Linked DNA regions of Homo sapiens: region 2 is linked to region 1. A link is a loop called in an ENCODE intact Hi-C map of the cell type or tissue named here. Cell type or tissue: mucosa of descending colon. All regions are shown on one strand. Region 1 overlaps KSR1 (kinase suppressor of ras 1). Region 2 overlaps KSR1 (kinase suppressor of ras 1).

Region 1 (2,500 bases):
TATGTTGAATGGTGATGAGAAAATTAGCATTAAGTCAGCCATGGAGAGCCAATTGTTAAATAGTGCCTTGACTGGAGAAGATTTCAAACTCCTTCCCTTAACAAAAAAAAAGGCAAATTCTTTTATCTGATAGGCCAGAAGAGATCAGAGCTGATAAAACAGACTAAGCCTGCTCATGAAAGCCCTACCTAACCTAGAGGAGAGTCTATGGTTTCCCCCAGAGCCTCCTTCCTCAATCCACATTTCTACCATGTTGGGTTCTCTGGTTTCTCCCATCCATAGATTATAGTAAAGCAGAACATTTTTAAGGTGAAAAGAACCAGGTTTCTAGAGGTAAATGCACAGAGGCCACAAGACCTGGCAGCAATAATGGAATAAATGAAAAAAAAAAAAAAAAAAAAACTACGAAGCAGACCCAAGATTTAAAAAGCATAATTTTCTGGGACCATTATATGAGAGGCAAAGTGGCCGTTCAAACCACACCTCAGTAGAGCCTACTGAGACTCCCAGCCACACCGAAAAAGTCATTAAGTTGTTTAGAAGAAAATGTGTCTTCTCAAACTACAGTCATGCGGCGTGTAACGACAGAAATACGTTCTGAGAAACATGTCCTTAGGTGATTTTGGCTTTGTGTGAACATCAGAGTAATGAGTATGGTAGGCAACTGTAATACATTTGTAAGACAAATCTAAACATATCAGAACACAGAAAAGGTACAGCAAAAATACAGTACTATAATCTTATGGGATTACTGTCATACACGTGGTCTGTTGTTGACAATGCGGCACATGACTGCAATTAAAATGATTAAAATACATTTTAGTGCTTACAAGAATGTTTCAGTTACTGAATATAAATTCGCTTTCTATGAAACAGCTTGTTTCCTATCTATTTTATCCAGTGAATCATGGCACCTGCTGTTAGCTGCCTCCCCATGTCCATCCTCCTTTTCCTTCCTTAACCTCGGGAATCCCTGATTTTGTTCAAATAACAATGTGCTTAGCTCCCAGCCACCCTGACAACCAGTGGTTGCCATGTGATCCAGTTCTAACCAGTGAAATGTAAGGGAAAGCCTATTGCTTGGTACTTCCAGAAAGTTAGTTTTCCTCATTAAAATGGATAAGAGGCAGTTGACAAAAGCCACCTTCCTACCTGAAATGCAAATGTGAAACCTGGAGATATAGCAGCCATCTTGGGAGTATGAGGCTTTGTGCTGAAGATGATAAAGCAAAAAGACAGGAGGCAGCAACGTGGAGCCGTAAGACTGTCAGCCTCTGGGCTTTTTGTTTCATAAGAAAAATAATCCCTTACTTCCAGTGTTACTTTTCTTTTCTTTTCTTTTTTTTTTTTTTTGAGATGGAGTTTTGCTCCTGTCGCCCAGGTTGGAGTGCAATGGCACAATCTCACCTCACTGCAACCTCTGCCTCCTGAGTTCAAGGGATTCTCCTGCCTCAGCTTCCTGAGTAGCTGGGATTACAGGCGTACGCCACCACACCCAGCTAGTTTTTTGTATTTTTAATAGAGACGGGGTTTCACCATGTTGGCCAGGCTGGTCTTGAACTCCTGACTTCAGGTGATCCACCTATCTCAGCCCCTCAAAGTGCTGGGATTACAGGCGTGAGCTACTGTCCCCAGCCTTACTTAATTTTCTGAAATATATAGCCAAGCAAACCCTAACTGGCACCTTAATATCAGGTTATAATTCCCCGGTGATAAATATGACTCCTAATATCTTACTGTTTTCCTCCAAGTAGCCTGCAAAGTATTTTCATGTCTTTGGGGTGCCCCAATAAAACACAGGCTGACCGAGTGTTATTTACTGGGAGCTTGCCTAGCTGTTGCAAGTGGCAAATGGCCATTCATTGGTATTGTGTTTTTGCTAAGCTGACTTGCTTTTGAGACTTGGAATTTTGTTAGGAAACAAAAAGTGCTTTATGGCAAAGGCGTTAGCGCCACAATGGGACCTTTCTGCTTTGATTATGAAAACACATTAAGAGCTTAGCTGCACCGCAAGCAGTGGCCTGGAGACTCGGCTGAAGCCTCAGCCTTTCCGACGATTCTCCACTCAATATGCTGGAAGGGCACCAAACCCACTTGGGAGGAAACACTGCAGGCAGACACCAAAGATTAAAGGGGTTGAGCGTTCAGGTCCACTCTGGAGGACCTGTGTGATGAGCAGGCTGTGCCCCAACACAGCCCTACACCCTTCTTCACCAGCCCCCGACACTGGCTACATGCAACTCCCGTATTCTGCCTTGCAGGGGTTAAACATAAGCATCAAGCAAGCTTTACTGCTGTAATTCCTCACAACACCTGGAAAACGATGCGTCCCCAAGAGAAGCTCAGAGACAACCCAAGGGGTATAGACATAGGACAGTAAGCAAAGCTTCCCTGGGGTCCCAGCAGACACACCCTTGCTAAGGTGAGCCACTCTCCCCATCGGCTTACAAGGTTAATATGAAGATGGGATGAGATGCAGTGATGCTACCTCCAGGTACAC
Region 2 (2,500 bases), 45 kb before region 1:
ATTTTGCTCATCAATTAATCCTCTGTGATAATTAATCAAGGTACCAGGTAAAAGGTAAGTGATCAATGGGTGCATATGAGTAACGAGTGAATGTAAAGGAAAGAAGAAATGAGGGGGGAAGAGAGAGACACACGTGCACACACACAAAGGCAGGCAGTCAATTCATTTACACAACTACATATCATACAGTAGCCCCAAAACTGTGCTATTCTGGGTAAGATATTAGATGACAAAATTGTGTATGAGAAGGAAGTACAAGGACCTGGGTTTGAATCTTCATCCTGCCATCAGCTTGCAGGGGATCATCAGATCTCCCTGTCTCCTGTCCCAGGGATAAGGATGAAACAGGATGACATCTATACAATGCTGGCCTTGTAGCTTGCCCCTTCCTTCCATGCTCCAACTTCAGCTCCTCTCCTGACTGGCCAGGTGATACAGGCATGCCAGTCCACCACTTGCCACCATTTCCCCATCCTAAGTGGAGAGCTGTGTGGCCCAGCCCCCACTGGGCTGGTACCAAGGCAGCCCTGTGCTGCTGGGCTGACACATTGGCACAGATCCCTCCAGGAGGCTGGGTGAGGGTGTGTGCTGCTTCCTGGGGAGGCTCCCAGTTGCCAAAGAGCAAGGTTGTAAGAACAGCTGGGCCTCTGGCTCTCAAAGAGAGAGTATGGGGCCGACAGGAGGAGGGGTGGGAAGGAGAGGCTAGGAATGAGGGCCATAGTCATGCCGACTCAAGCTGCACCCCAGGAGCCAAATGCGGGTTCGCTTTCCTGGTTAGGTCTCACACATCCTACTGCCTCATACAGCCTACATTCCTGGTGTCCACACAGAGCTCTGGCCACCCCCAGCCACTGGGAAACCAAAATGGTGGCAGGAGTAAGGCAGCTTTGTCCCCCATCTCTGGGAGAAGGCCTCATCTTAAACACAGGAACGCAAGGGTAGAGGAGAGCGGAAAGAGAAACATGTCCAGTCAGGATCACAACAAAAATCCCCTTACCAGATCCGCCTGCATCTTCAGTTCAGGAACCACCAGCAGTAAGAGCTTATTCAGGGGAACCTGTGGCTTTCACCCTGGAATCCCAGACTCTGCAGCACCCACCTCTCCCAGCTAGAACTGCTCAGGCAGCGCTTGCCACTTCCTTTCAACAACTTCCAACCGGGAAATTGCTAAAGAAAAAAAAAATGGCTCCATGCCAGCAGGCTCTGAAATCATTTCCCCAGCTGCTGCCAGAATATGAAGCTGAGACTTTTAGACGTAACTTGTGGGACAGGGGGCCGCTTGAAACAGCCATAGTGTGCAAATCCAAATGACTGGGAGCGGGGCAGGGCCCCGCCTCTGAGCTCCCTCCCATCTCATTTCCTATCCCCGACCCTTCCACCCTCCAGCCACGTGGGAGGCAGCGCTCCTCACCCCGTCACTCTCAGCCCATCCCCATGTGAATGCAGCCTTCTTGCTAGTTTTATTTTCCTTTAAACAATTCTAATGTTCATTTGGAATTCCTGCCCCTCTCTCACACACACTTCCAATATCCCCTAAGAGGAGCCCCAACCCCTACACTGCACACAGGGAGAGCTGCAGGAATCCACCCCGGCTCCCCGCCAGCCTCCTCACAGACTCCTCCTCACGCGCTTCACAAGCGCTCTGATTTCCTCATCCTCAGGGTCTCTGCAGATATTCTTCCCTCCGCCTGGTGTGCTCTTGCCTTCCCGGACATCCGTCTTTCCCTGACTACCCAGGATGAGTTGGCCCACTGGCTCCAACAGATCCCATCCCGGAGCCATCAGGGCATCTGGGGCTCTCACTTCCTGTTTCACCCCAGTCTGTGTGCTCCTGGGGCAGAGGAAGGTGTCTTCAGCATCCCAGCTCTCACCACAGGGCCCTGGTCAATGCAGTCATAGCCAGATGTCTATTCAAATTAAAATTCATTACGATAAAACAAAACACGAATTTCAGTTTCTCAGCTGCACTATACACATTTCAAGTGTCCCCAAGCCACATATGGCTAAGGGCTGCCACACTGAATGGACAATACAGAAGGTTTTGAACAGCGCTGCTCTAGATGAAGATCTAGTGGTTGGGCAAACACATGCAGGCATTGCCCAAGTTCTGTCTCCAACATCTACAGACAGGGAAGGGACGAGGAACCAAAGGTCAGGCATGCAGCGCCGCAGCAGGCTCGGAGCCGCAGAGGGCTGGCATCTGACTCAGGTGGGAACAGAAAGAAACCCACGCAGGGCCACCTCAGCCACACCAGGAACCTGGAAATGCAGCTGCCGTACTGTGTGACCACATCCATGTCTATCCCCTCTCTTCCTCTAGTAGAAAAGGCATTATTTCCTGGAAACTTTAAGACCGCAAACACTATCCAACCAAAAGACAAAATCTGAAATGGTATTTAGATAACCCTGCAGGGATGGCCCTTAGGAAAACAATATGGAAAAGGAAGGAGGAGATTACACACACAGACGGCTGCACACACAAACGATCCACGTATGTTTT

Evidence for each region. Peaks named below come from ENCODE experiments on the same cell type or tissue, not always from the same donor. Only the 100,000 strongest peaks of a DNase experiment are listed, where the experiment ranks them.
Region 2: it touches region 1 in a loop (3-fold over the local background); 12 of 110 quality-filtered maps call a loop at or near these places.

The regions. Positions count from the first base shown.
Region 1 is chr17:27,513,514-27,516,013 of GRCh38, reverse strand. All of the region lies in intron 1 of KSR1 (kinase suppressor of ras 1), which reads right to left. Among named protein-coding and RNA genes, the nearest start is that of KSR1, 58 kb to the right of the region's middle. RefSeq lists enhancers at 941-1,783, 1,784-2,500. In mucosa of descending colon, no CTCF peak of the experiment used is centred here; no DNase peak of the experiment used is centred here.
Region 2 is chr17:27,558,954-27,561,453 of GRCh38, reverse strand. The region is part of intron 2 of KSR1 (kinase suppressor of ras 1); the gene reads right to left. Among named protein-coding and RNA genes, the nearest start is that of LGALS9, 71 kb to the left of the region's middle. In mucosa of descending colon, no CTCF peak of the experiment used is centred here; DNase peaks (open chromatin) are centred at 547, 1,363, 1,621 and 2,179.